3 separate regions of the Mus musculus genome follow, and all the other regions are linked to region 1. The links are chromatin loops, found by intact Hi-C in ENCODE. Cell type or tissue: heart. All regions are shown on one strand. Links, peaks and the distances in the headings refer to the core of each region. The heading gives the core; the rest is flanking DNA.

Evidence for each region. Peaks named below come from ENCODE experiments on the same cell type or tissue, not always from the same donor. Only the 100,000 strongest peaks of a DNase experiment are listed, where the experiment ranks them.
Region 2: it touches region 1 in a loop (11-fold over the local background); 5 of 42 quality-filtered maps call a loop at or near these places.
Region 3: it touches region 1 in a loop (3-fold over the local background); 5 of 42 quality-filtered maps call a loop at or near these places.

The regions. Positions count from the first base shown.
Region 1 is chr5:119,053,649-119,064,503 of GRCm38, reverse strand. Gm30895 (a long non-coding RNA gene) reads right to left here. Exons shown (of 4, transcript XR_878728.1): 1 at 10,709-10,855. Among named protein-coding and RNA genes, the nearest start is that of Gm30895, 5.4 kb to the right of the region's middle. In heart, for the core only: a CTCF peak has its summit at 6,138; DNase peaks (open chromatin) are centred at 3,433, 5,723, 6,113 and 8,893; H3K27ac peaks cover 2,205 bases; H3K27me3 peaks cover 1,659 bases.
Region 2 is chr5:118,945,631-118,956,485 of GRCm38, reverse strand. 4930413E15Rik (RIKEN cDNA 4930413E15 gene) reads right to left here and starts at 4,147. Exons shown (of 5, transcript NR_040694.1): 1 at 3,463-4,147; 2 at 3,223-3,322; 3 at 1-101. In heart, for the core only: no CTCF peak of the experiment used is centred there; a DNase peak (open chromatin) is centred at 5,245.
Region 3 is chr5:118,961,789-118,972,643 of GRCm38, reverse strand. No RefSeq gene overlaps it. Among named protein-coding and RNA genes, the nearest start is that of 4930413E15Rik, 15 kb to the right of the region's middle. In heart, for the core only: no CTCF peak of the experiment used is centred there; DNase peaks (open chromatin) are centred at 4,683 and 5,623; H3K27me3 peaks cover 551 bases.

The DNA.
Region 1 (10,855 bases), core at 1,500-9,499:
CACACACACACTCTTACACACATACACCCTACATATACACAGGCACACACACATAGGCACATACATACATATATGTGCACCACGCATAGGCACACATACACACGCATATGTGCACCACACATACACCACACATATCTGCATCGCACACACACACACACACACACACACACAGAGGCACACACATACATATATGTGCACCACACATAGGCACACATACATAGGCACATACATACACTGCATATGCACACATATACACATATCTGTACCACATACACACACACACATCTACACCACACACATTTATGCACACATATCCTACATACACACAGACATGCACATATACACATACATATATGTGCACCACATACAGGTGCACACACACACATATGTGTGCACATATGCACACATACATGCTCACATATGTTTGCACACATGCACACCATACACATGCACACATAGACACATACATACATATATGCACCATGCACACATACATACATTCACACATGCACATGTACATGCACACATATACATGTGCACCTACCCACATACACACACACACACAATTAAAAATAAATACAACAGAAGATATACTGGTTTAATCACAGTGGTGGGAAGCTCAAGAGGAAGTGGGAGAGAGTTTGATCAAGCAAACTTTTTTACCTGATGCAAAAATCGGAGACAGGAGAATTGATCTCAACTTGCACATGGCATCTGGGACAAGGATAACTTCCGACAACAGGCAGTGAACATAATGGCCACACCTATTGACCACTACCTTTAATCTGAAGTGTCCCATTTACTCGAGCATCCAAGGATTGCTGGGGTTCACAGTATCTGTACCCCAAGCAGAATAATGACCAAGTAGTCAAAACAGCAGAGAACTCATCATTTATCCCCACACAGCTTTAACCCTTGACCTATTATTGACTTACTACATTCTCAAAACAAGAACCATGGAGCAGAGGAAACTGAGACACAGAGTTAGTTCAGTGGCGTGTCCACGACCCCACAGCAAAGACGTGGAAGAGGTGTGGCCTCTGAGTCCAACCCCTTAGGCCCTGCATTCCAGGTCTCTAAGATCCTTTAAGTCATGCACAGCCCTAACCACATCATAAAGTTATTCAGACGAGGTGCGGATGTTGCTGGTTGAATACTAGTCTTCTTTCCACCATTCTTAGTCTGAGTCCTCTCACAGTGTTCTGAGTAGCGGTCATCAGTCTAGTGGAATTGGCGTGCTTGGTAAAGACATGAAAGCAGGCAGAGCTGTGGTACAAGCTACCGAAACCAAAGAAGACTCTGCTGATGGTATATTAGAGAGCTAGGGGGATTGAGGAGGCACTCCAGAGTCAGAAACTGCCTGGAGACTGAGATAAGTATCTACTTGGTTGAAAGGCTTGCTGGTCACTCTCCCTGAAAGCAATTCCTTGTAAACGTGATTTCTCCTTATTTCTAGCTCTTTCTGCTCAAGACATTCAGTTCCAAGGGTACACTCATCAGCCTGATGCAGAGCCTTTGCCCAGCATTTCAAGACAAAGTCAAGTGTCATGAGTACCAGAAAGGGAGCTGGAGCGGGGTCTGTATGCTAGGGAAGCAATTCTGGACAGCCTCAAACACTTCACTACCACTGCCAGCCCTGTGCATGACCAATGGGCTTAACCAGACCCCTGAACTCCAATGGAAACAAGGACTGACTGGTGGGTTGATTGGCTGGGCTGCAAGCCACCACTGATCCAGTCCTGGGTGCTTCACCTGGGAGCTATGTCATTAACCCAAGAAGGTGCTTTTGAAAGCCTCTGATGAAATCAGCCCGTTGATTAACGCAATTAGCACCATTAAGACGGGAAGTTGTTAACCCGAATCAATTACCCACAGACATCTGTCACGCTAAGTGTTCCTCTCCGTCTTGGACGATATTGCTCCGTTTGGTGTTTCACAGTGATGACCATTAAAAATAAATGATTACTGTTGATTTTCTATTGATATAGCTATTAGTGCACCGGTGCCCGTGTGTGTAGGCCGCTTATGTGTAGTGTACAGAAAAATACATGGGCTAACAACAGGAAGTAGGTATTGACTCCCATCACTCACTCCGGGAGGTAAATATTGACCAATGGAAAGAGTCTATCTGCTGAGGACGAGCTAAGAGCAAAGTGTTCAATTTCTCCTTAATTACTTGTATCATTTATTATCACCAACAGAGGGGTCCAGATGCAAGAACACATTTCCCTCTGCTCTGGTGTCAGATTCAGCCATAACGCCAAAGGACTTTCTGCCAGTTGGCTCTCTGGCTCTCCTCCATCTGTCTCAAACATTAGCTTCTTGCCTCCTCTCAGAACTTCCAGCACATCGACCTGCATGTGCCCATTCTTATCCATCTTATCCACAATTAACTGGGACGCACTTTTCTAAATCCAACTCTTGACTCACAGAACAGTTATCAAGAATAAAAATGCTGAGCATGTACCATATTCTTTCTTCCCGTTTTTTCCCCCACAAACCTCAGAAGCTGTACTCTAGAAGCTTCATAAAGCCCATGATGATAGCTATTACATATGGGCCAGAAATTCTTGCAAGTATGGTCCATGTCTGAGCTAATTCAACCCCACCCCCAACCCCCACCCAACAACAACAACTTGTTCTGAAGGTCTTGATATTGTGGCCTTGGTACTGTGGAGGGAACCAAGTTAGAGGATGTGCGTCCCAACTGCCGAGCTGCTTGATAGAAACACAATCCCTGAACTCTTGTTTCTTTCCCTGCCCTGTTCCACGCATCTTCAGTCCAAACGTTTTTTACTTAAAGTTTGCTAGCAAGGGGTCAAACTTCTTAGATATATTCTCTTGGCAGAGTTTTTCTTTTTCACATATGTGAGAGCATTTGCACATAAAGGTGTGTGCATACGTGTGTGCATGTGTATGCATGTGTGCGTGCATGCACATGTGCACGGGAGAGTATCTGTGCCTGTGTGTGTCTATTCATCCCTTCCACAGAGGAAGACACTGGGATTCAGTAAACCCAAGACATTTTTTCAAGCTGAGAGTACAGGAAGAGACATCCACACGAGTCTCCTCACCCAGACTTTCTCCTTCAGGACAAGATGCAGTTCTGGAAGGAACACTGGGTTTCCTCACCTCAAAAGGGCTCGGAATGAACGCTGTAGGCATCCAGATGGCTCATAATGGTCTCTGTTTCTTTGAGAACTTGGGATCTGACTGCCGCATCCAGAAATACCTGCCGGATCAATTGGAGTGACTGAATTTAACAGAGCAAGTCGGCCTCAGCCGGGCAAAGAAGGAGGGATGCCCAGGGCAACTCAGAGTGATTAAAGAGATCACCACAGGAAAGAAAGGATCAATTGTTCCCAGCCTGGAGACTCAGACTCTAAGCATCCTTAAAAGGAGCTTTACGCAGATAGACCAGAAGGACAAGCCAGGCATCCCCTGGGACCTGGAGCTGAGATGAGAGTCTGTAGCTGGTTTGTGAAAACTGGGTATTGACTGTGTTTCAAAACCTTGCAGGGTGGAGGGGTCAGCTCTGGGGCTCTGAGGAAGTTGTGCAGGATTCAAGTTTCTGTAGTGGGGGGATTGCTTCAGAATCTAAGCACTTGAAGGTAGAAGAAGCAGGAAAGGAGAGTGGACAGGGAGGGAAGGACCAATGGGAGATCCCACAGGAGGCTGGGAAGATGGGGGATACAGGGTAGATTCACTCCTTTGGTTTATTTAATTTTATATACCAAATTCTGTAGACAAAATGAACTCCTAAAATTTTTTTCTCTCTCCCTTAAAAATCCCCCCCCCCCTGTGTGTGTGATGTGATGTGATGTGATGTGTAGATGTGTAGGTATTCATACAGAAGGTGGAGGATTCGGAAACCCTCTCCTCAAGCAGAATACATACAATAAGCACTTACTGTATACCACTGTTGCTTTGGTACTGGGGACCCAACAGTGACAGTACTGGGAACCAGACACTGACAAGACACAAAGGACTGAAGTCCCATGCCGCTGATGTGGGTACCACAGTGTACAGATGACAAAAGAGGCCTCAGGGAACTCACAGACTAATCCTGGGGGTGCAAGTCAGAAGGTCTACTTGGGGGTGCAATTTAGAAGGTCTACCCAGGGTAAGAGAGACTACTTAAGGATACAGATCAAAGGGTCTACTTGGTGTCCCTGGGTCAGCCGGTCTGCCAGATGCCCCCAAGTCATGTTGCTAGTACACAGGGAAAACAGGCTCCACCTGGCCAGGTTTCAGTTTCTGAAAAACCAGCCCAGGTCTGTCTCTAGATCTAATCTCACCGCTTCAGGAGTAAGGAGTTCTAAGAACAGGGTATGGCTGGAGGGGTGAGCCTGTGAAATATAAAGTCCACACATCTCAGCTCTCCCCTCCTCACCTACTCAACCTCCCTGGGCCACACCTCTAGGATGACATTACCAGGGGACTGTCACCTCTGAGGCTAAGAGTCCCACGTTCATCCTCAAACCCCTCCCTAGCTTGTCCCCACAATAAGCTCATAATTGTGACTGTCCCTGTACGGTACACATGGAGCCAAGAGACAGAAGAAGTTGGCTAGGACCTTCCAGGGTGCATCGACACTGGATCTCTTGTGTGAAATCTTGTGACCATCGTGGGCCTAAAATCACCAATGGCTCTAATTACCCTGAGGATAAAAATCTGTTTAGTATGATCTCCAAAGTCCCTGTGATAAGGATTGTGAGTCCCCTCCACCCCAAACCTCAGGTTGCTTTTTAAACAACTGCTATATATTATTTCATATAGAAAGGACTTAGCTCAGTGCCAGGCAGGACACTCAGTCAGCATTGGCCATTACCTTTGCTGTTTCATAGTGAGCCTCACTTGTTAAATAGCTAGTGATTGCAGTCATGGAAACTGTGTGTGTGTGTGTGTGTGTGTGTGTGTGTATGTGTGTGTGTGTGTGTGTGTGTGTGTGTGTGTGTGTGTGTGTTTATCTCTAAATCTTTCCTTGATATTATCTAAATTTAAATGCTACCACCAATCATGGAGTCTGGAGCTAGTTTAGGGTTCTATACCCTGGAAACAAAATGCCTTGGGCCAGAAGTGTCCCAATTTCAGATTTGGAAATATTTGCGTCTGTGCCACGAGTTATCCTGGGGACAGGACTCAAGACTAAACATGAATTGTATGTAGACAGGAGGTAATTTTATGTAATATTTTGAATCAACCTGCTTGGGTCTGTCTCCTTGTGGTCAGGAATATTATTCTGTTTGTGGTGTCAGGTCAGCCCTCAGAAAGGTCTGGATCTGGGAGCAGTTCGGATTTCAAAGTTGCCAGCTTGTCTTCAAACGCATCCACATCAGATCAAGCACTGGACCAAATGTCACCTGCCTTACCCCCGTGCACTCCCAGCCACGAGAGACAGGCGGTACCGTCATCATTTCACAGACGGGAAACTGTGGCCCCTGGAAGCTGAAATCTCACGGCCTGCTCAAAACCACATAGCTAGAAAGTGACCGAGCTTGGATTTGAACTCAGGCATGCAGCTCTCGCCTCCCACACTCTACCATGGCTGCAGATCCGGGCACAGGTACATGGAGAAGGAGGATTTTTTTTTCCTTTTTCTTATTAAATTTAAGACAAACAACCCTCCCTGGATCTCTCCCTCCCTACCCGAATCTAGTGCTTTCTACTCAGTCTCACTGCCCCGAGCGAGGCCTTCAGAAAGTTCCTTGGCTTTCTGAAAGTCCCCAGCTGGAGCCTTCCTTCCTGTTTTAGGTAGTGAAAGCTTAGTGACACAGGACCAGGCCCAATATAGTTTCAGATCTAAATTTAACAACAATGACCGGGCTCCAGCCTGACCCTGCGGAGAAGAAAGCAGAGAAGGGAAAGGAAAAAAAAATAAATAAAAAAATAACCTAGCGACAACTAATTCTTCACAAATTAAGACAATCCTAAGAGTTCCTTTCAACTGTCAGGGCGTATTCTTAGCAAGAGCGTAACACTTAAATCAATTCCAGGCTGTAAAAAACAGTATAATAACAGGAAGCAAGGCTACAGGCCTGACTTCCTCCTGGGAGGCAGGGGATTTGCAGGGTGTCAGTAGAGTGGCCCCGAAGGGACAGAGATGGAGCCAGGCAGCTCCTGACTCACCAGCAGGCTCTTATCTCTGTGTGACCTCCCGTGAGTTCCATCTGGGGTTGCCCACGCAGCCCCTGGGTGGGGCTCTGCAACTAGAACCTTCCATAACCTCCTGGCCACTTTCCTGGCCCATCTCCTCAAAACAGTGTGGATGAAAAATGCAAACCAGAAAGGGTGCACCTTGCATTCACACCTGCAGGTAGGGAGGACTCCAGGGAGCCCAGAGGGACAAGAGGAGAGGTACCAGGCTCCCCATATCATTGTTGTACCTGTGGCCAGGTCTGTACTCATGTAGAGTGTGGGTTAATGAGAAGTATGTACACAGGTTTGAACCCCAGCTCTGACATTTCCTGGCTGCGTAGCCTTGGGCAGGGAACAAGGCCCGGCATCCTCTGGGCCTCAGCTTTGAATCTGTGAGAAGATGCTATTGCCTGTCTGTCAGGGCCAGGGCTGACTGAGATCCTGGAGGTGGTATTTGGTGCAGTGGCTGAAGAGGGCCATGCTTGAAGATGTCCTGCCAACTGTTACCGGTTGTACCTTTACAGAAGCCTAACTCCAGGCAGCGGGGTACCCAGGCAGGGAAGTTTCTGGAAAACACGCCATCCCTTGGGCAGATGGCTCAACGGAAGGTTCCTTGCCTTTCATAATACCCTCTCTTTTCCGAAGAAGGCGGCCAGCACCACAGCTCTATGGCCCTCTCCAGACTCCTCTCTAATTCTCCAGTGTTCGGACACCTGTCCCCAGAAAAACCCTTCCATATTTAATACTTAATTCTTTCTTGCATCGTGCTTTTTCAGAAACTCACATTAAAAAAAAATCCTGGCTGTATCTCTTCTCACAACCATGTCTTTCTTGGGTTTTTGTTTTTGTTTTCTTTTTGTGTGTGTGTGAGGAATTCTAGTTTCCCACACAGGCCTCTACGGCCTGGGCCACTCAGCCCTCCCCTAACCTCAGCCTCTACCTGTGTTCCTCCAACCTGGTATTTCCCTGGTCCCCTGAGCCTCTCAAGCTCTTTCTGCCTCAGCATCCAAGCCATCCTCTGTCCTGGCTGCTTCATTCCGGCTCTTAAAATTTCCCTAATCCCCCTCCAGGTGGTAGCACCATCATCAGAGTTAGAGAGGAGGCCTTCTCAATCCACTTGATAGGAACAGGCTTCCTGGCTCTGCTCCCCAATCAATAGCTGCTCCTGAGAGAGCAACACATATCACCTTCTCAGCTTAGCTCATCCATCGGAGAGCCCATCTTGAAGGCAATCATTTCAAGGGTCTGCGAACCTTTCAAGGGCTCCCTGGATTTAACTCAGGAAACCCTTACAGGAGTGTGGGTCACCTCAGAAAAGGAAACTGGACGTGGAAAGGTTAAGGGCTCCGTGGGGGTCAGAAGACAGTTACCATGTGCCAGGGTCCTCTTCTGTCCCTGGCATGGAGTAGGTCTTCAACACAGAAATGGCTTTGCATGTACCTCCTGTGGACCAGAGTGGCTGACTGACATAAGGACCCTGGAAGGCTGGGTCCCGGCACTCTGTCTGCACTCTCCTCTGCTCTGTCTATGATGCTCAGAGGTTTTGCCCCTGCAAACAGTGTGTCTCCAGGATGCCTGGCTCTAATGAAGGCTTTCCCACAGCGAGGGACAGAGAGAGAGAGAGAGAGAGAGAGAGAGAGAGAGAGAGAGAGAGAGACTCCCTCAGGCAGGAGACCCCAGCAAGTGACAGGGCATTTCTCCATATCCCTGAAAGTCTAAGCCTCTCCTTGCCCTGCAGTTCAGAAATCTCATCTTTTAAGACTCACACCCCTGCATGTATGTAAACTACTGACCCTTGATAGATTCTGGGTGCTGGAGGGGCCCTGTTTGGTTTTTTATTCTTAATCGCCATCCCCTCCACTGTATGATTTAAATTCTCAACGTTTGAACCGTTGGGGGGAGGTGTGCTTTCTGTTTCCCACAGGGAGCCAACGACACCCAAGTGCTAACAAACCTCATCCCATTTCACAGATGAGCAAAATGAGGCTGACAAAAGAGCCTCCCAAGGTCACATGGTCTGGCTAAGCATCAGAGCTCAGGTACAATTGCCAAAACAAAACAAAACAAGCTGGGCAGTGGTGTCGCCCGCCTTTAATCCCAGCACTTGGGAGGCAGAGACAGGCAGATTTCTGAGTTCGAGGCCAGCCTGATCTACAGAGTGAGTTCCAGGACAGCCAGGGCTACACAGAGAAACCGTCTCAAAAAAACAAATCAAATCAAAACAAAAAATAACCCACAAAACAAACAAACAAAAAAACCTCACTTTGTGGCCATCGACTGACTGACGGGGTCTTTCTTGACCCTTGATCTTTTCATTGAAAAACCAGGGATCAAAACAGCAGTGTGAAGCCATCAGAGAGCTAATAGAAATTTATTATTATTATTATTATTGTTATTACTACTACTACTATTGCTATTATTGTCATTGGCATTGCTATAGATACCTCTTGGCTCATACCTGTCGTTCCAAGACTTTGAATTCCCTGAAAGTACTGAGAGAAACATGGATCGAGAGGAGTTACCGGACCCTTTACTCACAGGGCCCCTTCCTAACAAGCAGGTCTGTAACCCCAGCTAACCTAACTGGGTCAAAGTTGCACCTGGCCTCTCCTTTCCTGGCTCCCCTCCCCGCTCTGGGACAGGAATTATCCAGGCGCCCAGCGCCTCGGAGGGCCATCCCCGCTGTGAGGCTTTGATAGGGAAAGTATGAAGAACAAAGGCCATTGTTTCAAAGGCGGCTGGTGCCTCTCAGGCCACGGGCCAGCTTCCCGGGGGTGAGGCCTGGCTCCAGAGACACAAAGCCTAAAGTCATTAGGACCAGCGACAAACAATGACGGCATCCTTTCTATTTACCTGCGTTGGAGCTGGCTGCCAAGCGGGGAACAATGGGGTGGGTATGCAGGCTGGCTCACCCTAGCCCTGATGCTTTACAAACCCCATCTCCTTCTCCCTGACCCGAACTTGAGTAAGAGGGCTTCGTTCCGTGGTAAACTCCCATTCCTTGCCAGTAAAATGTCCACAGGTAGGGTACCAGTCCCTCCTCTCAAGTTCAAATCCAACGCCCAGTGAAGAAGACCTCCTGCAGGCTTTCCCCAGGATAGATTCTAAAGAGACACTTGGGTCCCCTCCAGCTATCAGATAATTAAAAGAGAAAAAAAAAAAGCACCCCCAAGAAATTACAAGATTCCTCCCGGAATTTCCTGATAGGAGGAGAAGTGATCTGACTCTGGGGGCTGCCAGAGGAGGGGCGTGTCTCCTAAAAAAGATTGACAGCTTGTCAGACGCCCTTGCGTTAGGGACTAGAAGCTGGGAGCAGTGGATGGGGTACCACACCTTGAGGCTCTGTACTTTCTATTTAAACCATACCCCTCAGGTCAGGATCCAGAAGATGGACTTGGTGCGGTGGGGGGGGGGGGGGGGCACGGGACGGGACGGGACGGGACATCGCTGGATCCCACATCCTTCTCAACATGGCCCCAATCGGATCAATCACCATTTGTTGCTTTTCACTATTAATTTGATTGCTTCCTCTGCCTTATTGAGGATGGGTGGCCACACCTGGCTTTTGGGACAAAGGCTGTGACCTCTAAGTCCTGTAAGTGTGTCAATCTGCATGACTGACATCAGGGCACCTCAGTGAAGTGACGGCTCTGGGGCGGGTTCTCTGCGCCTCTGGCAACCTCAGGTTTCTACACCTGCCCAATGAAAACAAGCCTTCCTCCCAGGAGTCAAGAGCCCGAACAAAGTAAACATCTTTGGAGATGTGACTCTGCCAACTTGGATAGCAGGACCTATGAAAAAGCTAAGCTTGGATCACCTCCAGGGGGCAGCTCACTTGGACGAGGTGTGCTGCCAGCCTGGGCAAGTGTCAACACAGAGGCAACACAGAGGACAGTACAGGATTCAAGTGATGCTCTCAGCACAGTGAGTGTGAACTCAATACTCGATATCAATAACAAGGATTGTACTATTACGTACAAGATTGAAGCCAGGTGCGGATGATGCTCACCTATGAGCCTAGCACTAGAGAGTCTGACATAAAAGAGTGGCTGTGGATTTGAAGCTAGCCAGAACTAAGTGGTGAATTCTAGGCCAGCCTAGGCACACAGAGTAAGACTCCAACTCAAAACCAACAACACTAAAAGGCCAAAGTACCATCGAGTCCAGAAATGGACACAGACGTCCTTGAGGGGTATTAACAGCGAGACTTATCCTGCAGAGGGATATGCCCACTCTATGCAAGAAGAGGTATAGATCTAGGAGGGAAAATGACAGGTGAGGGGGTAAGGGTGGGAGAGGCACTGTCGAAGGTGGGTCCTGTGGCATCGAGTGAGGCTCGCTCAGATCCCCTCCAGACAGGAGAAATAATAATGGCTCTTGTTTCTCCTCAGTGCAGCTCCCTGCCTCACGCCATTCCCTCCCTTACCTATAGGGGGCGGAGTGGGAATTAAAACCCACTGGGTTGTACCAGTACCCAGAATCTGTTCTCAGTGGTACTGCTTACCAGAAAATGGAAGGTTTCTGGAGCCCAGTTAGAATAGGGGTCACGGTCACAGCAGCTCACACCTACCAGGAGTGTGGTCCTGCTGACGTGGATGATGGAGCAGGCAGATGCGGGAAATCAGCTCGGGTTGGCTAAGATTGGCCCCTCTCTGTGTCCCAGCCATGCTGATTTTGATATACCTCCTCTCCAGGTGTGTCCGCACAGCTCCCAGTG
Region 2 (10,855 bases), core at 890-8,889, 110 kb after region 1:
AAGGAAGTGAAGGTCCATAGGAGGGGCGGGGGGATTCTGAGTTTTGTCACTCCCTCACTGGTGCTGCAATGCAGTGGTTCTCAACCTGTGGGTCACGACCCCTGGGGAAATTACATATCAGTTATCCTGCGAATCTGATATTTACATTACAATTCATAACAGCAGCAAAATTATAGTCATAAAGTAGCAATGGCAATAATTCTATGGTTGGGGTCACAACATGAGGAACTGTATTAAAGGGTCACAGCATTAGGAAGGTTGAGAGTCTATGCTATAGGTCATGTCTATGTAAGAGAGTCGTGTCTGTGCCTCTATGTTCCTCCTATATGGTGAGGAAGGGCTGGAAGAAGTGACCACAAAGGCCCCTCAGAATTCTGAGCTTCTCTTGAGCCAAATGTTCATTTCTCTAAGTGATCTGCAGTCCCTTCATTTGGATTGAGTTCAGTAAGCTTCGTGCGGTTAAAATACACAAAATACTGACCCTGAAACAAACTGGTGAGTGGTTCTGAGACCAGGGTGTTCTGGGGAAAGGACTTAAACAGGAAATGAACCAGCCCACACAGGAAGCTGAATCTCTGTCTCAGGATGACCTGCTTTGAGTCTGGTAATGGGTCCAGTGTGAAGTACCAGGGAAGACATTGTGAAGCAATGAATGAAGGGGATTCAGAGTCTGGGTGGAGGGCAGCTTAGATAAGGACCTGGTTTTGTGCAGAACTGGGCTTCCAAAGCATCCAGTGACTGACTAGTGGACTGTCAGCTGCTTGGAGGTGATGGGGTTGCAAGGGGCTGGCTGGTTCCTAGAGAACACTGCTACTGCTGCAGGTCTAGATGAGCCAGTGCTCTGTGCCTGTGGCCGGCCACACCCCTTCTGGCCTTGGTTGGCATGACACCATCTTGCTCTCTGCTCTACATCTCTTCCATCCCTTTTCTCCTCCTTCCCTTTCTCCTCCTTTGGCTCTTCTTTCCTTAATTCATTGCCACTATCACCATCAATGCTATTTCCAGTGTTTCATGCTCTAATATATATATATGAAATACATTTACACGTATACACATACACACATATACGCATACACATACACACATACACATACACACATATACACATGCACACATACATACACACATATATACACATACAAGATATACACACATACATACATACATATATACACATACACATGTGAATATGTGACCATTTGCTAAGTCATTCTGCACTGGCTTTCCTACAACCATCAGAATTTTAAGGTGGTGATTTCTAATCATTTGGCATGTTTTCATTCCCTATAAACCTCTGGACAGGCTCTAGGTAGGCTTTACTCAGTAGGTAGCACCAGAAACAATGGAAAGTATCATGGCTAGAAGTATGTGTGTACCTCTGTGGGCATGTGTGGGCATGTGTGTGTGTGTGCGAGCGCACATGTGTGTGCTATCAACACAAGCTAGGGTCATCTATGTAACTGGTCTTTGGCTACTTTGTGGGCTCATCTTTCTTCCACCCTTCTCCACCCCTTTTCTTTCACCCTTTCAACCTCCTAACACTAGACAGGAGAGAGAAAGGACAGAGGGGAATCATTAGACTGCTTCCTGATGATTAGGGATGTCAAGTCCATTGGAGCAAGTTTGATCTTTACTGGAAGGATATTTATCTAACTTTCTTCTTCTTCTTCTTCTTCTTCTTCTTCTTCTTCTTCTTCTTCTTCTTCTTCTTCTTCTTCTTCTTCTTCTTCTTCTTCTTCTTCTTTTCTTCTTCTTCTTCTTCTTCTTCTTTTCTTCTTCTTCTTCTTCTTCTTCTTCTTCTTCTTCTTCTTCTTCTTCTTCTCCTTCTCCTTCTCCTTCTCCTTCTCCTTCTCCTTCTCCTTTCCCTCCTCTTCCTTCTGCTCCTCTTCCTCCTCCTCCTTCTTCTTCTTCTCCTTCTTCTCTCCTCCTTCTTCCTCTTCTTTTTCCTCTTCCTCCTCCTCTTCCCCCTCCTCCTCTTCTTTTTCTTCTTGTTTCTTCTTGACACATGACTACTTAACAAATTGCAACCAACAGCAACCAGTCACCAAACCAACAACAACCAACGATGCTCCCTAGCATTTATATACCCTCTGAAAAGTCCCCAGAATTCCAAAGGTCACACAATTGCAGAAACTATGTGCAGCTGACAAAATCACACCCCCAGATAGAGCACAGGGCAAATTATAGTCAGCTGCTGTGGACAATCTGAAACAGCCCATATCCCACACCTGGGTTTAAAATGAAAACCTATTTCCACGCTATTTTTGTGTGCTTTAAAGAAACCAAAGTTCTCACTACACATCTGGGAAGAGGAAGCCTCGTTTAAGGAGTTGCCACCATCAGATCTGTCTGGAGGCAAGTCTGTTGGGGAGATTTTTGATTAATGATGGACATGGGAAGGTCCAGCTCATTGTGGGTGGTGCCATCCCTGAGCTGGTGGCCCTGGGTTCTATAAGAAAGCAGGCTGAGCAAGCCATGGGGAGCAAGCCAGTAAGCAGCACCCCTCCACGGCCTCTGCAGCAGCTCCTGCCTCCAGGTTCCTGCCCTGACTTCCCTCAATGATTAACTGTTATTTGGACGTGTAAGATAAAAATGAACCCTCCTTTCCTAAGCTGGATGTGGTCACTGTCTTGTCACAACAGTAGAAAGAAAACCAAGAGAGAGAGAGAGATTAGAAGCAGTGTGTGGCTGGAGAAAGAAAGGAAGACCATGCCCACAAGCAGCCAGTACGGGGGTCCTGGGTCACAAGGCTCAGTTCTGATGTGGCCCTTCTGAGACACTGTGGAGACACACACATCTAAATGACGGGGGAAGAAAGATGGTTGGGAGTGAAGGAGATTTCTCTGCCTCAACTCTTCTGTCACAGACTGAAGTAGTTCCCAAAGGCATCATCTCTGAGATTGGAAACTTCAGCCCACCCTGTTCTGGATGGATGCCCGTCTGCAGCCAGAGGACGCTGCTGGGAACTGTCATCTGCTATGGGTAAAGCTGGGGAAAAGTGAAGGGCAAGAGACAGAGATGAGCACAATGGTACCAGTACCATCGCTGTCCCAACACTGGGGATGGAGTGACTGACGTCCAGAGAGATGAAGTCATGGGCTCAGACCCCAGAGCTCCCAAGTGGTGGAAGCTCTACACATGTGTTTCCCTAGAAGTATAAACTTGTCGCCACACTTAGCTTTCACGCGAACTCTGGAGATCAAATCAGGTCTTCAAACTTACAAAGGTTATTCTCCTCTAGGGTTGAGAATTGGTTCTAACGTCCTCCCAACAGCTCCCGGTCTTGGACTCCAATATTCCTCTACATCTTTCACTGAGGTCTCTGTAATGAGTCCCAGGAAGTGCGGGAGGGGTATTTTAGAGCACATGGCGGGGTAACCAGGAAGAGATTCTGCAACTCTGCATTCCACAACATCTCCATGTCTGCCCCTCATATTTCCATGATGACTACCCCATGCTTGCCTCTCGGCCAAGTCACCTGCTGAAGCTCGGAGTGAGGCTACTTTGTAGACTTCACTGAAACACTCGGAGCCCTCTGTGTCCTCTGCTGGATGGTGGGAGAAAGATTGTGATGTGCCGCCCCCCTCCACAGGGGGCATGGAGGCCAAGAATGAAGGAGACTTAGCTTCTTGTATAGAATGAACACTTACTAACTGTTCACTTGTTTATATCAGGCTTTAGTAAGAATTATAATGATGATATCTCCATCATCCAGGGAAGTGTCCCTAACAAGAAAAACCAAGGGATAAATGAAGTTCAAATTATAATTTTTCTCTGAGTCTACACAACAGTTAAAGGTATATATCTTCATGGCCGGAAGCAATTACAGGCTACCCGTTTGCTTTGTCTTCATGAGGGGGAGCATGAACCCATCAATTGTACAGAAGACCAGGCTACTCAGACTCTTAAACTGACTCATCCAGGCCCCGATGTTTGCCCTTCCTCTGTGGAAGCCTATTCTCAAGGCAACATCGACCACAGCCATCTTGCAAACACATCAGGCTGACTCACGGCTCTGCTCATCTAACAGTGACTTCCTTTCCTCTCCAAGGAAAGCCAAGCCTTGCCCTTGGCCCATGCCACCTGCATGCCCTGATACCCTGGCCTATCACAGCATCTCCTTCAGCTCCCTCCCTCTACTCTCGCTGCCTTGATTATCCTCAGCAATGTGACCTCTGACTGAGCCTCCTTCTGGAATGTTCTTCCTCTGTGACCTCATGGCCTACTTTGACAATTCTTTTAAGTCTTCGCAAAGGTCACCTTTCTACAAGGCCTTCACCAGTCACATGGCTTAAAGGATAGTCTTTCATCCTGACCCGACTGTCAAGACTCAAACCTTCTTCACAGATCACGTAGTGAAGGGGGTAGTGGTGTGTTCACAAACAAGGAGGCCAGAGGTCCATGTTGAGTGTCTTCCCCATTTCCTCTCCACCTTATTCTTTGAGACAGGGTCTCTCACTGACAGTAGACTAACTCATCTCTTTGCCTGTTTACTAGTTTCATGTATGGTCTGTCTTCTCAGGGAACTGCTGTCCCTATAGAACAACTGTTGAACACCTTTGGGTGCAAGCCATCTGAAGACATGGCTAGCTGTGAGCCCTGGGGAGGGGTTCCAGGAGACTCTGCCATGACTGTGCTGGAAAAGATCTTACAATGCACAGGACAGGCTCCTGCGATGGATTCTCCAGCCCACGTGTCAGCTAAACTGTAGACGTCCTTTGAGCTGCGTACATCCCGACATCTAGAACAGGGCCTGCATTTAAGAGTCACTTCATTAAGCCGGGCATGGTGATGCACGCCTTTAATCCCAGCACTCGTGAGGCAGAGGCAGGCGGATTTCTGAGTTCAAGGCCAGCCTGGTCTACAAAGTGAGTTCCAGGACAGCCAGGGCTATACAGAGAAACCCTGTCTTGAAACCCCCCCCCCAAAAAAAAAAGAGTCACTTCATCATTATTTAGGTGATGAATCAGCCCTGGAAACAGGTGCCTGGTGAAGACTTTCTGATTCACTGAGGTCTCAAGGAATGAAAAAATTCCAACTCAAATTAGTAACAGGGGAAAAAAAGGCGCTGTCTCCACAGTGAGAAAGATCCAGACCCTTGTTTGGGAAAAGGTTGCCTTTCGTCGGAAGGAGAGATGACCCTTGGTAGCCCCTCCCGGAATTCGCACATTGTGTTCTAAGTTTAACACATCTTGTACTCTTTTCTGCTGAAATCCTTGGCTCCAGCCCATAATATCCCTGCATCCAGGAAACCATTATGACTGGCCAGGGCAGAGGTCACTGCTATTGTAACCCACTTCCTCCATGAGGGTTTTAAATTTGGAAAAAGCTCTTACTACTATTGTACATGATGTCAACGCTCCGATAACCTTGGAATTCTTTTTATTTGTCTCCTTTGACCACTGAGTCCCCAAATCAGTCTTTTAAAAAAATTTCTGTGTAGGAGGGGGCTTTCCTCAGAACACAATGTTAACAAGCATCGAGTCACAGCCAGCCCTGCTGGTATTTTCCCAAAGGGCCTTCAAAATGAAACTGCATTTACCAAAAAAAAAAAAAAAAAAAAAGAGAGAGAGAGAGAGAAAAGCCAGGATTCCAAGGGAGTAGCAAATAATTTTAGTCACATTAAGGGGTTTGCCGAGAGCCTGTGTCGTCTCTGGAATGGACTGTCCACCTAGCACATCTGGAGATGTTGTATGCCGGTGGTACAACTGAAGCACCAGAGAGATCTCTGGATTAAAGGACCACAGGGACTGTCAGGGCAAGAGATGGGGGTGTGTTAAACCCTGAAATTCTAGACAATAACGGTAGGAGAATTACTATGACCAACAGTGTGGGAAACACCAGGTATATCGCCATTTGGGGGAGAAGGCATGTTAAAGAAAAAGGAATCTGGGAGGCCTTTGACACGGTAAAATGGAAGTCAGGAAAGACTACTCTGGTCCATTCTATGAGTGTTCGGTCCTCCCCTGTTACTTGTGAGAGATGCAGACAGGAAGTAATCATAGCACACCAAAACCCATCCTCTGTAGAGAGCCTCCGCTGTATACTCTCGCCGGTGAACACGGGTGGGTGTGTGCAAACATGAGGATGTGAACCAGCTGCACTCATGTGGAGGTCAGAGGACAACCTCGGTGTCAGTCCCCAAGTCCCACCTTTTGGTTGGGTCAGGGTCTCTCATAGGCCTAGAGTTTCCCAGTGTAAGCGATCCGCTGCCTACCTGCGTCCAGCATCACATCGAGGATGAGATTGAATACAATGCATCCTATTGTGCCTGCTTTTTTATGTAGCTCCAGAACCTTGTGAGTACCAACGGAGGCATTTCCCCAGTCTCTGAGCTATATACTTAACCTCTTTGTGACTTAGTTTCCCCCTCAGTGTCAATGCTGCTTTCCTCCTAATCTTAGGGCACCCATACTGTCTTATGTGCGTGCGTTGTGTCACATGACTAATAACAGCCAATGGAAGGTAGGAGATAAGTACGTCTGAGGCTGCAGAGAAAGAGGTCTTCACTGCCTACAAGTGACGCTGGAGAGACAAATGCCACTCCAGCTGCAGGAGCCTTGGTCACCATGGAGCCTTGTGACCCAGCTTTTCCTGGGTCCTGTAGCCTTTTCTAACTTCCCTACCAGTGGTATTTTCTAGAATCCCCTCCCCTCCCTTCTACATCTTACATGCAAACTGCAGTTGCTAAGGAAGATTTGCACCCTAAAACAGCTATCCTAACCCACTGGGCTTTGCTGCCCCCCTTCTGGAATTAATTATCTAGAGATCAGCAAAGCTCAGTGGGAGACCATCCAGCCCTTAACTCCAAATTCTCCCGGTGAGTTATCTTCTGTTTTGGATTGTTGCTCTCAGGTCAGATTTGGGATGATGGAGAAGATACACACACACACACACACACTCTCTCTCTCTTTCTTTCTCACACACACATACTCTCATATACTCATACACACTCATAAACACACACACACACACACACACACTCACACACATACATACACCCACACACTCATAAACGCATACTCATACACACACTAACACACAGGCACACACCCACTCCAATGCACATACACACACACTCATACACTAACACACAGGCACACACTCACACACACTAATGCACATACTCATACACACACACGCTCATACACCAATGCTCACACTCACACATGCTCGCTCTCTCTCTCTCTCTCTCTCTCTCTCTCTCTCACACACACACACACACACACACTGGCATGCCAAGACCAGGAAGCATGTGGGAGAAATAGCCAACTATGGGGAGGGGGGGTCACAGTGTGAGTCACTTCTCTGCCATCTCATGCCACAGGGACAGTAAGGACAATTCTCATTCACTGTATAAGCACCAGAAGTAAATCCAGAAAAGGCAAGTACTCTTCCAGTTTGTCCGTCTGCCACCCTGCCAGGGGGCTGGAGTAGGTGCAGTCTGTATAAGAACCCAAAGTCCCAGCTCAACCCTGCCCCAGGGCACACAGCATGGTCTTCAGGAAACATTAAGAATTCTGGACAAATCCTTCAATCCTTCAGTGCTCAGGCCTCCAATCTTTAGCTGTTGGCTTATGAGAGTCTCTGAAGAGTGTTGTGGTGTATCATCTGCTGCCTGCATCATGTGCCCACAAGAGGCCTTGTCCTGCAAGCCAAGACTGAGGCAGGTAAAGGAAGAGTCCTGCAGTCTCGGGCCCCTGGTTGTGGACAGCTGTGCTAGAAGTCTAAGCATCTCAGGCTTCCTGTCCAGGGCTCTCTTCATCTAAAGGGACCAGAATAGACTCACGCAGGGCAGACTGAGAGTGCCAATGAGCTAAGGAGTGTGGGGGTGACCCGTGACCCGTGATGAATGTAGAGGAGAGCATACTCCTTCCTGCTCCCCACTTATCATGAGGCATAGCTGAAGCATGTCTCCCTGGTTGCATTAGGACAGAGCCCCAATTACCCACAGTGCTGGTTTACTCATTAACAATATCTTCCTCATCTTTGTTCCCCTACCAGAGCTGCACCAACCTGACATCAAATCCTAGTTGTTTCTAGAAGAACCCAACTTCACACTGGCCTTCCACCACTAAAGACAGAGATAAGAGAGCCTGCAGGCAGGTCTGGGCTTGTAGCTCAGCTGGTCTCAGCAAGCTTGATGCCCTTAATTCACCCCTAGCACCCTATAGGCCAGGTGTGGCAGTGCAGGTCTATAAGCCTAGCACTCAAGAGAGACAGAGGCAGGAGGCTTAGGAGTCTAAAGTCACCCTTGGCTATGTAGCATTTTGAGGTCACATAGGATATGAGAGTCTCCCTGTCTCGATAAACAACTAAGTAAGTACGTACACACGTAAATAGCCCTATGCAATTTATCTGGTCAATGCTGAGGTCATTGGCAATGGCATCTTGAATTGTGTTACCCACAGCATCAGCAACATATCCAATCCCAGGCAGGTGGGTGGCCTCTGACTAAAGTGCCCTGTACAGCAAAGAAGTGGTCAAGACCACGAGTCAAGCTACACAGTGGGAGAAAACATTGGTGAGTCCTAGACGTAACAATCAGTCAAAAATCCAAACAGTAAGAAGTTGTCAGACATCTCAAGAGTGAACATAAACCAATGACCCCATTAAAAATTGGGCGAAGACTGAGGACTGGTTCTGCGAAGAAGACATACCCTCACTAACATGTCCCTGACAGAGTATGGCCTATAATGGTTGAGCGATGGGGAAAATGGATAATCCAGGGATGGCTGAGTGGTTTTGGAAAACATGGACTGCACACACAATGAAATATTGGTCTCAGCAGAGAAGGAGCCTCTGATGAACACAAGGACATGAATAACGCTGAAGAATATTCTACCAACTGGGGCCGGGATGCCGGTTGCGTAGTTTAAGGATAATGAAATTGTCTGGAATTCAAGAAGCCCTGGATTCCTTCTTCAACCCTGCACAAAAGAAATGCAAAACAGTAAGTGTAAAATAGTCAAATGTCAGGAGCTGGGGGCAGGGAGCAGGAAATTATATTTAAAGGGTCTGTTTTCTGTTGCTCAGGAGGGCAAAGTTCTTGAGGTCAGCTACACAAACACGCATCAGTTAACAACAGACGCAGCACACTTACAAGTTTTGGAGGGTAGATCCCAGAGTGCTGTGTCAGTTTTTGACCACAAAAAAAAAAAAAAAACAAACAAACAAACAAAAAAAAAAAAACAAAAAAAAAAAACAAAAAAACCAGAACAGGTTGGGGGGCTCGGGAGACAGCTTAATGGTTGATGTGCTTGCCACCCGGGAGTGGAGCCCAGGACCCTCCCCCTCCCCAAATCCCATAGAAATGCAGAGCAGGTTACAACAGCCCAAACTAGTCATATCAGTGAGCTCTGGGTTTGATTGAGAGAGCCTGCCTCCAGGAATAAGCTGAAAGAGCAAATAGGGATGGTGACCCCAGGCCTCCACATGCAAGTGCAGCCACATATTTGCACATGTCCATACATGCATGCAAACATACAACAACACACATGAAAAGCAGGGGAAAGAAAGTGCAAGAGACCCAGGTCATGTTAGGCATTAGCAATCCAGCTCTTTGCCCCATTCGGTGCTGAAACTCTCCTGCCCACTGGGACACTGGAGATGCTCACCCAAATGTGGTACCCTTGTCAGTGGGTGTTAGGTTCTTTGTCTTACAGAGGATAATTCACTCCAGGGGAAGGGTCACCACCGGGTAAGATTCTACAAGGCTACAGAGATTCCCCCAGCTTCCACTGCAAATGGAAATAAAGGTGTATGGGACAAAGAAGTTTCCTTGCCATACAGTCCCTGTCTGATGCTTTTCTGTAGCTAAGAATACAGGCTCCAGGTTCTTGGAGTGTGTGTGTGTGTGTGTGTGTGTGTGTGTGTGTGTGTGTGTGTGTGTGTGGCTTGGCGTGCCACTCAGGGTCTGTGTGACCGACCTGCCCTAGTGATTTCACCTTCCACAGCCTGTCATGTCACGCTACGGTCATCATGACAAACCAACCACGGGACAGTTGGGGACTTTGGATGCCGTGATGGAAACAAGGCACCCAGCACATCTGGTGACTCTCATTGCTGGCTGTGAGTCTCATTATCTCACTCCTGTGGTTGAGTTTGTTGTAGCCACCCCGGGGCTGTCAGAGCTTAAGTGTTCTGTTTCCAAGGCTGAAATTGAAAGCAATACATAGGATGTGTCGGAGAATTGAAAACGACTTCTCCCTGCAGAAGACTGTGACTCCAAGCCATTTGCATAGGGATCGCCTCCAAGAGTGAACGTGACTGTTTCTAATAATCCGCCCAGCTGTCTCTGCAGTGCCTACAGCTTGGCAGGGGTGTCTCTCAGATGGACCAGGAGCTCATCAACTCACAATGGCTCCCAGCCCAGCCCAGTCTCCTCATTCTTAAGATGAACACTGGGAGCATTTGTGATTTCTAATTCGGTGTCTTTGTGTACTTCCTAATCGTTTTTTTTTTTTAAATAAAGGGTGTTTTCTAAAGCCAGCACAGTGGTACAAAACCTGTAAATCCCAACACTGGGGAGGTAGAAACAGGAAGCTAGTGGTAGCCAGCTCATCTCACCCCAACAGTGATCTCCAAGGTCAGTGAGACACTATCTCACAAAATGAGGCAGCATGTTCATTGTTACTCTATTGCTGTAGTTAAATACCATGTCCAAAGGCAACTTAAAGAAGAAAGGCTTGCATGTGGTTAACAGTCCTCGAAGGTAAGAGTCCAGAATGGCTAGGTTGGCATGGAAGCAGACACCTGAACAGGAAGCTGGCCAGTCACAGGTTGTCTGCATGCAAGGAAAACCAAAGTCCCACAATCTTCCCAATCCGTATCACTAACATGGGCCCAAGTGTTC
Region 3 (10,855 bases), core at 929-8,928, 91 kb after region 1:
TTCTGGAGTCTCCCTGCTGTGTTTCCCATCTCACCATAGGAACACGGGTTAGAGATGCAGTGGTTTCTTGGCTGATACAGCGAATCCAACTCAGATCCTTTCATTTGCTTAGCCAGTGCTTTATCCACTCAGCCATCTCCCCAGAGTCCCAGAGCCCCAAAGCCCATTCCTTTTACCGGGCCAAAAACACCTCTCTGACTGTCATGGGGACAAGTTAATAATGACTGTTGCAAGGAGTCACTCAAGAACCCTTCTACCCACAACAAATATGGTCCCCAGCAAGTTAGCAGATAACCTGTGCCCAACATCTCCTCTGCCACATGAGTCTTTTGCAGGTATTAGTTTTAGAGCTTCTAAGAAAAAAAAAAAACATAAGCAACAAAGAAACAAAAAAGGAAAAAGAAAAACCAAAACAAAACAGAGCTATGTCTCACTGCCCTGTTCCTGCCAGTGGGTTTGGGGAATGGGGTTGTCTCACAACTGTGGATGTTGAAATTGTGAGTTATCAGATGTGATTTCTATATGGGAAATGGGAAAGAGTCTTTAGCAAGTGAGCCAACATGTAGACCTGAGACCATGATGTCTTCCCATTCCCCTCTTCCTGGCTACCTTTCAAGGCAGAGGATGCAAAGCTCACTACTCACACTATCAGCTTCCCTTGCAGCTATGGGAGGGGGGTTCATTCTGGAAGCACCAGTGTCGATTAGGGAGATATTGGAAAGTTTATTTTTAAGAAACAGCTATGCTAACAGGCTTCTTTCTCTTCCCCTTCCCTCCCTCTCTATCCATCTCCCCCTGCCCCAGGAATATAGGACATAACTAACCATCTTGTGGCTGTGCATGTAAATCTGAGAGAGGGGCTGGAGAGAGAGCTCAGTCAATAAAGCACTTGCCTCACAAGGCTGAAGACATGGGTTTACATCCACAGAATGTATGCAAAGAGCCAGGCATGATCGTATGCACCTGCAATCTCAGCAAAGAGAAGATGAGAGCTGCAGACAGACAGACAGACAGACAGACAGAGCCCTGGAGGCTCTCAGGCCAGCTAGCCTGGTTCATGGGTTGAAGTTTCAAGCCAATAAAAGACTGTCTCTCAAACAAAATGAGTTAGTCTAATGACCGACACTCAAAGTTATCTTCTCACCTGTGCATGCACTGCGTGTACGCGCGCACACACACACACACACACACACACACACACACACACACAGAGGCAATCACACACATACACAGGATAAAAGCAAACCCATGTACAGCAGTTCCCAGGAGACCTTATTAACATCTGCGACAATGCCACCACCCACCCGCTGGGGACCACAAGCTCCTGAGGACGTTGGTGACATGAGCCCCTCTCTTCAGATTTCCTCAGAGGGATTGCTTTCTTAACGAATGCACAACACAAGAGAGGGGGTAACTTTCTGGTGCTGGAAGCATCCTGGATATCTTGTAGGGGCATGTTGGGCTTCTGCTCTGCCAACAGCCAGAAAGATGTTTCCCAAGAAAAATGAATGAGAAATGTGTCTCTGATATGCTCCGGCATTTAAACACTTGGTTATCAGTTGGTGGCAGTTTGGGGAAAGTGGAGGGAGGAGGTTACTTCACTAGAGGTGGGGCTCTGAGGGTGTGTCTCCAATCTAGTCCCTCTCCTTAGCCTTCCCCTTCTTCCTCCCCTTACCCCTCTATGTTTCATGCTTATGGCTGAAGATGTGATCTCTTGCTTCCCTGCTTCTGCTACTGTGCCTCTCTGCTGTGGTAGGTTCTTATCCCTCTGGCACAACAAGCTAGCACCAATTCTTGCTTTTAAGACCTGCTTTTGGTTGTAGTATCTTATCACAGCAACAGTGAGCAAACCCTTTCCAGTGGATGAGAGGAAATGGATCTACCCACTGTGCTTACTCAGGTCACTTCCCTCCTGACATTCCAGAATGCTGAGTGAGGTGGCATCTGACATGCTGGCCTGAACCAGGAGGGCCAAGATCCTGGGGAAACAGGATTCTTGGCCAGGGAAGGGATACCACGGTCACTCTCTTCCCTGTTCCTCACACTGAGGACCTGAGAATAATTTTTCTGTGGAGAGTTAGGGAAAGTCCCTCGCAGACATGGCTCATTTTCCCAGAGAGTTTTCTTCCTCAAGGTCTCAGCTGTTTACAGCAGGAGGCCAGGGGCCTTAAGGTGTCACAGCGGACTTACACTGCTTGTCTACTTGGTCTATTTCCCCCATGCCCACAGATATACATCACATTTCTCCAAGAGACCAGTTTGTCTACCCTCATCTTTTGGGGAAAATACCGTCTCCAGCCAGATGAGGTAGCTCTGTTAGTAAAGTGTTTACTGTGTAAGCATGGAGACCCGAGGAAATCCCCAGTGCATCATAGGCAGAGGCAGGCAGATCTGTATAGTTTGGGGTCAGCCTGGTCTATATAACAAGTTCTGGGCCTGCCAGGGCTACATAGTGAGATTGTCTCCCGACAAAGAGGCTTGTCATAGGCAAGCCTCTAATCTCAAGGCTTGGGAGGTAGAGTCGGGTGGATCCCTGGGGTTCACCGGCCAGGCAGTCTAGAATCAGAGAGCACCAGTTCATAGTGAGATCTTTTCTCTAGGAATGGTGTGTATAGCTCCTGAGAAGTCACACTTGAAGGTGACCTATGGCTACAGACACACACACATGCACAGATGGATCCTCCCCCGCCCCCCACGCCACAGCATTTGTTACCGTCTTACCTCAGGGTATCTCCTGTGTCTGGTTTGTGTGCTGTTCACTGCACTGGATCATGAGGTCTGAGAAGGCAGGTGTGCTGGGGAACTCGGATGACACTGGTGCCCCTGTAACCACCACCAGTGATAATTAATTGCCAAAAGCATTTGCTGAGTGACTACATGAAGGAAGAGATGAAGGAACTAAGGGATGAATGACAGCTGCCCTCCTATTTGATGGGCAGATGTGTCTGCTATTTTAAAAAAAGATGAATAAATATAAATGTGATATGAGCTTAATACTGTGAAATTTAAGAACGATATCTGCAGAAGAGAGAGACTGGATAAATTCAGCAAAATGCAAGTAGAAGTTAAACTCAGCAATGGTGGGGCTTCCCGATATAACCTATGTTGCCGATGTCAACAGAGGGAAATGCTTGGTTTTGTTAAAAACAAACAAACAAAACACACACACATACACAAAAACAAAACTAAGAATTGAACATATCAGTCTTGATTGACCAGGTCTTTTAACTTCTCACAACAGAGGGAACAGGAGGGGCACCATACACCTCTGTCACAGCAGAGGTCACACTGTGGGGACATAACCTTGTGTTACCAGAGCCTAGAGCAATGTCTGGCTCAGGAGAGAAGTTCACTAAAAATCTGTGGAAGGAGAAAGAGAAGGAAAATATAGGAAGGAGGGGGGAAGTGCAGAATGGGGAGAGGAGATTGGGTAGAGAGAGGGAGGGGAGAGAAAGAGAAGGAGGGAAAGAGAGGTAGAGAGAATAAAGGGAAAGAAGGGGAGGGGAGGGAGTGGGAAGGGAATGGAAGGGAGGGGAGGGAAGGGGGAGAGGAGGGGAGGGAGAGAAAGGGAAAGGGAGGAGAGGGGAAGGAGGGAGGGAGGGAAGAAAGGGAAGGGAGGGAGGGAGGGGAAAGGGGAAGGGGATGGGAGGGGGAAGGAAGGGGGAAAAGGGAGGGGAGAAGAGGGGGGGGGAAGAAGTGGGAGGGGAAGAACAGTCAAGACTCCCTGGGGAAGAGAGAATAGGATGAAAATCTCATCCTGAACAGAGCCTGTGGCTTCTGCTCCTGGACAGGATGGGACAGTCCTGTGAGCAAGGTCAGGTCTTGGTCCAGGCTCTATATCAACCGTAGGTCTACAACCTGGAGCCTAAGGAAACACAAGGACCTGAGCCCTCTGAGCCTTCCTTCGGGGCCCCTCTGTGGTATATGGCTAGTCAAGATGACATCCTCATCTGCACAGGAACCTGGAGAGATGGACAAACACAAAACATTCTGGAGTAATGCCAGAAGACGCAGGGCATGGTTACACATGCAACTCTTAACTGGTAGAAAGCCTAAACTGTATGCCATTCATCCATCCCATCTCTCTCTCTCTCTCTCTCTCTCTCTGTATGCATTGGTATAGGAATGTTCAGGTGTGCATTCATGAGTGTGTGCAGACCAGAGGTCAACCTCAAGTGCTATTCCTCAGGAGGAGGCCATCTTGACTTTTGTGACAGGGTCTCTTATTTCCCCAAGGCTTATCGACTAGTTTAGTCTGAGTGACTGGTGAGACTTGGAGATCTTCAAGATGGTTATAAACTTGCACCACTATGCCTGCTTCCTTTCCTTTTTTTTTTCTTTTTTTCTTTTTTTACATGCGTGTTGATTGGACAAATTCAGGACCTCATGTCTGTGTAGCAAAACATTTTACCAACTTCAGCCCTTAACATTTTTGCTTGTTTGTCCTAGAGATGGAACCCCAGGTCTCACGCATGCTAGGCCAGCTTTCTACCACAGAACCATAGCCCAGGCAGGCTCAGACTCTTGTCTGAGTTTTCCCCGGAAGAGCATTTGGATCTGGAAAAAGGATGCCTCTGAGGCTGAGAATCAGCAGACCTGACCTTCAGCTCCTTCGGTGCAGCCGCTCTGTGTTCCATGAGCGTTCATGAAAGTCTGTCCCACTGGGGAAGGAAGTCCGTCTGTGGGAGAGGAGAGGCGCAGCTCCCTCGGGGTCAGAGTAATTGTGTGTGATTAATGGCCAATCTCTTAGTGAGCCCCACACAAGGGCTCCCAGCTGCACACTCCTCCCAGTGAATTTAGAAGACCAAGTGCGTCCTCTCTTGCTTGCAAAGCCCAGATGTCAGCACCCTCAGCTCTGGAAACGTTTTGTAATCTGCAATTACGAGTTTTCCTAAAGTCTGGCCCGGGGACCAGCCATGTCTGGCCCTTTTGAACAAGGACTAAAGGAGCTCACAGGGAAGGAGGGAGAATCTATTGATTATCCATCATGAGTCAAGTCTTGTGTCACCCTCCACCACTAATTCCCTCAGTCTTCGACTTCTACCTACCATGATTATCCCCATTTCCCAGACAAGGAAACTGAGGCAGAGAGAGACAATGAGTCCTTTATGCCACACAGTAAATAGAAGGGGCAGGATTTGAACCTGGGTCATCAGGCTCTCTGTGTAAGGTTGTTTGGGAAATCCTATTGGCTTTGTTTTAAATCAACATCATGTCTTTGTCCTGGTCATCAGCCACTGCCATCGTTCCTCACCTGTTGATGGCTGAGGGTAAAAACACTGAATCGTCCCTGCTCCAGAGATTCAAGCCATGTTATCCACCTTTCCATAATCCAGAGAGGTGTTGGCTCTGCACACTTCCTCTTCTTTCTCCATGCACACCAGGCTTCTAGATCTTTCTGAACGGCCTCATGCAGTTGTGAGCATCCCCACCAGGGTGGTCTGTATCCCTTGTTAACTGTGAGTTCAAGTCAATTCCTCCCTGCTTTGTTGCCACTTGCTAGACATAACAATGCGGAGAAACAACAAAAGAAACTAATCCACGACTTCATTTGTGGGTTGCAGCTCTTATGCCTTCCGGTCCCACAGGCTTGTAGGACATTTTCTCTGCTTATCTGAACACAGCTCCAGGAAGGGGTGGATCCAGGACCCATGGGGAGCTGATGCTCTAGGAATTTGGCGATCCTTTCCAAAGAAAGGATGCTTGCAAATATAAAATTTGACGAGCCAGTGAATCCTTGGAAGGGGAAGAAATTACAAATCTGTACTTTTGAGAAAGCTAAAAATAGTCAAACATTCACTTCCTGACCGGAAGAGATTCTGAGAACTGGATAGTTGGGCAAATTCATCCTGGTCCATAAATCCAAGAGTTGACTTCTTTAAAAAAAAAAAAAAAAAGGTATCATATTCATGGTCCACTGTTGGTCAAAGTGTCCTGTAGAGCATGGCGGGCCTCTGGCTGCCACAAAATCCAGAAGAGCTGATCACAGTGTTTCAAATATACAGAACCTCACGTCTCTAAATTATGTTCATCCTGAAATTCCTAGCAACGAATGCCTAATCATTTCTTTTAGGATACTTTCGTAGGCATGTGTGAGCTCAGGCCTTGGAAGTCACTGGTCAACCTTGTGTGTCACCCTCGAGAGCACTGTCCACTTCCTTTGAGGACTTTTCTCACGGAGTTTATCTCACCAAGTAGGCTAGGCTGACTGGCCATGGAGCCTCAGAGATCTCCTCTCTGGTCCTCCCCAGGGTTGCGGTTCCAAGCTCTTTTGTGGTTCTGGAGATTAAACTCAGACCTCCACACTTTCCAGGCAGGTTACCTTACCAACCAGTTGATCTCCCCAACCCCTATACTAATAAAAAAGAATTACAGTATCTTCTATAGAAAGACTAGTATAGAATGTAGTATGTTTTAGCATAGTGGATAAAGCATCTTAATGTTTGGAAATAAAAAAACAAAACAAAACAAACAAAATACCCCACAGTTTACCCAGAGATCTAGTCACCATGAGTGGTGGCGTGATAGAGCCTATCATTCTTCTCAAATAAAACAAAGACGGCCAATAAGATGGCTCAGCAGGTAAACATGCTTTCAATTAAGCCTGACGACCTGGCTTCAACCCCTGAGTAGTGTTGAATCCCACATACAGTGGAAGAAGAGAGCACATGTCCCATGGCATATATGCATAGGTATATATACACATACGCATAAAATAGGTAGATTGGTGCAGGTTTAAAAATAAGTCAAATAGAAAGGAAAGAACACGAAGCACACATGCCTGTTGTTAGCGTTATCCTTGGAGCATCGTCCTGCCCGGGTCTCTTTAATGATTGATTTTGTTCCTCATAGAGATTTATGCGTTTGATTCAGGTTTTCCGCAAGGTAGCTTCAGGCTCTGTCAATCTCTCTGTCTTTCTTCAAGTACCCTCATGCCCCTGGAGTTCATGCTGCCACAAGCTCTCTCATACTGCACCACCAAAGCGACGGCTCCAGAGAGCAGACCCAGAGGGAAATGGGAACGTTTCTGGAGGCCGTTCCTGTATGGGGATGGGGGTAGGCTGGGCATTACTCCACTTAGAAAAAGATTCACTCAAGTGATAGAACTGGCCATCAGCATGTTACGAGAAATAAGCCAGATTCAAAGGCAGGGACCATGGATTCTCTTATGTAAAGAATCTGTATTTAAAACATGGACAAGGACCTCATGGTGTGTCTGACTCCTGAATCTGGATATTTATGAAAAAGACATAAAAGGGAAGAGAGACTGTTGGGGGGGGGGTAGTTAGAACAAGGGAGGGAGAGTCAGGAGAGATGGAAGAGGAGCACCAAGAGCTGGCACAGGGAATTCGGAAAATCTGGAATACTTATCCATCTCAGGGGGGCATGCAGAATGGTCCAGCTACTTCTGAGTATAATGTGCTCAGTCCTTAAAAACTGAACACAGGGGGATAAGGAGATGGTAAAAGTGCTTGCCACACAAACATAGGAACTCAAGTTCATATCCCCAGCAACAGTGTAAAAGCCAGGTGGGTGTGGCAGCCCATCTGTAATCCTAACACTCAGGAGGCAGGGGTGGGATTTCCTCAAAGCAAGCTGGTTAGCTAGGCTGGTCAAATGTATAAGATCTGGGTTCAGAGAGAGTTCCTGACTCAGTGTATAAGGTAAGGAACAATTGAGGAAGACCCTTAATGTAGGAGAGCCCAGCCCATTGTGGGAAGAACCATTCCCTAGGTAAGTGTGTCTAGACTCTACATGAAAGCTAGCTGGGCTTAAGCCTGCGATCACACCAGCAAGCAGCATTCCTCTAAGGTTGGTGGAAGGTCATATGCTCACAGTGACTAGAAATCTCGATCCAGTCTGCAGCCCTCCACCACACCATCCACTGTTTCTTTTTGAGCTGTATCTTGCTGGCCTGAAACACACTACGTAGGTGAGGCAGGCAGGCTGCCCAGTGAACCCCAGAGATCCACCTGTATCTGCCTCTCCAGTGCCAAGATTACAAGTCTACTACTGTATCCAGCTTTTTAAGTAGGTTTAGGGGATTGAACTCCACTCTCTGTATTTACACAGCAAATGAGTTACCAGCTGAACTATTTCTCCAGACAGGCTGACTAGCAGCTCAGTTGCTTCCAGTGCCTGTCAGACATTGCACTGAGTGACACAGCAATGTCCACGCAGATCTTCATGGCAGTTCCCTTTTGTTATTCCCAACTTACAGACGGAGAAACTGAGGCTCAGAACAGTGAGGCTGGCTCCCTAGAGCTCTTGCAGGTAGTCTGTGGTTCAGATGGAGGCACAGGAAGCCCCATTCTCCTTCAGCTCAGGGACAGTACCCTCTACCCTTTAACTGTCTTTTATTATTATTATTCTTTAACATTTGTGTAATATGTCATAGCACCTGCTTTGACGAGCTCCCTCAGGTGGTCCATCTCGTAACCAAAAGGACATTGTGCAACAGAGAGCCCGCTGTAAGTGTAGGATGCTGTCCAAAATCTAGTTAGAAAAACAAAGCCACTCAAGGCTTTTAATACAGAGGAGTTAAATATGAAGGACTTCAACTGGTTGATGGAGAGGCTGAGACGACCGACCGTGGGAACCACCAACCCAGCTCAGAGATCAGCAACAACTGCAGCCTCCGTTCTTCCGCCCCTGGGCTGGTGGAACAAAAAGAGGAGGATATTTCCCTGGAGTACAAAGCTGAAGTATCCCATGCTTACTAGAGCCCAAGCAGGGGCTTCCCGATGAGCTGAGGCTGTGCATGGTGTACTGGTCTGAAGGAGGCAGCTGCTAGAATGATAGAAATGGAATGTAGGTGCCTCACTTCTTTTCGCCACATGCCAGCCTTCCAGCCCATTCCCCATTGGCCTACCCTTTCCTGAAGCTCAGGCGACAGGAGTGGCCACCTGCGACATAGAGCCCAGCCCAGCAGAGAAAGGATAGAGGGCTCCCAGAAGACTGCAGGTGACCATGTAGGGCGCATAAAAGATGCGTAGAGAAATCGCCACGATTCCGATTTCCAAAGATGAGAGGCTAGACTCTGGATTCCAAAAGAGCACCCACTTCTCTTCTCCCAGTCGACTACAGCTAGTAGGTAAGAAGAGAGAAAGAGCCCTAGCTGTGGATGTTGAATTGCTTCATACATTCTTGACTGTACAGTGATGAGGGGAGGGAGGCTAACGAGTGGGCATGCACAGACTTCTGGTCAGGCTACAAGATGAAAAAATAAAAATAAAAAATAAAAGCCACTAGAGATTCATGGGATGGCTTTATTTTCATCTCAAAATAGAGACAAGCCTGGGGACCATGGGAGTGACATGCAAGCCTCATGGGGGTCACTGATAAAGAGATGTGGGGGAGCGCAGCCCAGAGCCCAGGAATAGCCCTGTCCACATGCTCTCCCAGTCAGAGGCTGACAGCCTTCCAGTCTAACAGTCAGCTGTCTCCTGCTTGAGGGTGTCACAGGCCTGAGCAGGCGACATCAGCCAGAGGCTACAGTTACCACTTCTCATCCACCCAGGCTTTGGTCCTGATTCTGTCTTCTGAGCCAAGGTCTAAAAAGTAGCCACAGCTTCTCCTCAGCCCAGAGCACAACATGTTTCTCCACTGATCCTGGTGCTCACACATGGCGGCTTCTTCTTCTTCTTCTTCTTCTTCTTCTTCTTCTTCTTCTTCTTCTTCTTCTTCTTCTTCTTCTTCTTCTTCTTCTCTTCCCTTCTCCTTCTCCTTCTCCCTCTTCCCTCCTCCTCCTTCTCCTTCTCCTTCTTCCTCTTCCTCTTCCCTCCTCCTCCTCCTTCTCCTTCTCCTTCTTCTTCTTCCTCTTCCCTCCTCCCTCCTCCTCCTCCTCCTTCTTCTAAATTTATTTTATGTATATGAGTACACTGTAGCTGTACATATGTTTGGGAGCTATCATGTGGTTGCTGGGAATTGAACTCAGGACCTACTGCTGGCTCTGGACCTGCTCCCTCCAACCCAAAGATTTATTTATTATTATATGTAAGTACACTGTCTTCAGACACACCAGAAGAGGGCGTCAGATCTCATTACGGGTGGTTGTGAGCCACCACGTGGTTGCTGAGAATTGAACTCAGGACCTTCAGAAGAGCAGTCAGTGCTCTTAACCCCTGAGCCCTCTCTCTAGCCCCCACCTATGGCTTCTGAGTGCAAAGATCCAAGATTTGGCCTAGAGGGACACATGTCATTGCTTCCTTAAGCTGGGGCAATGTCTTAGTGCTGGATTACAGTCATGGGGCACCGCACCCAAGGCTTCTTTGTAATTAACAGCAATTCAGCCTTTCTCAGTCAGCACTCTCTGGCTCATTGACCTGTGTCCCTTCCATCCACCTGTTCTGTGGCTCAGGTATTTTATCTGCAGTAGCTGGATTTGCCCATCAGTGGCAGGTCAGCTCTGTGAAGCCGCACAGGGCTCCTGACACTTATATTTGGTTGCATGCAATCGCAAACCCAAATCACTGACTTTAACAGAATGAAAGCCCACTTCTCTCTCACATAAAAGCAGCCCCCCCAGGCAGGAAGCAAAGGGGTCCTGTTCCAACCTGACATTTGACCCAGATCTAAACAGCTTCATGCATTGTTTCATTGACTTTAACTTCCTGCCTCATAGGCCAACATGGCTGCTTGGTCTCCAGCCTTCATGGCTGCTTTCCAACTATAGCAAAGGAGAAGGTAAAGAAGAGGCAAAGGGCTCCGTCCAGCTGCCTTTCAAAGACACTAATTACACACCAGTACTTTTCAATGGCCTGAGCTCACAGGACCCACACTCTACCAGAAGAAAGGCTGGGAAACTATCCTTACTTATTGCAGGCATCCGATGCCCAGCTAAACATGGATGTTC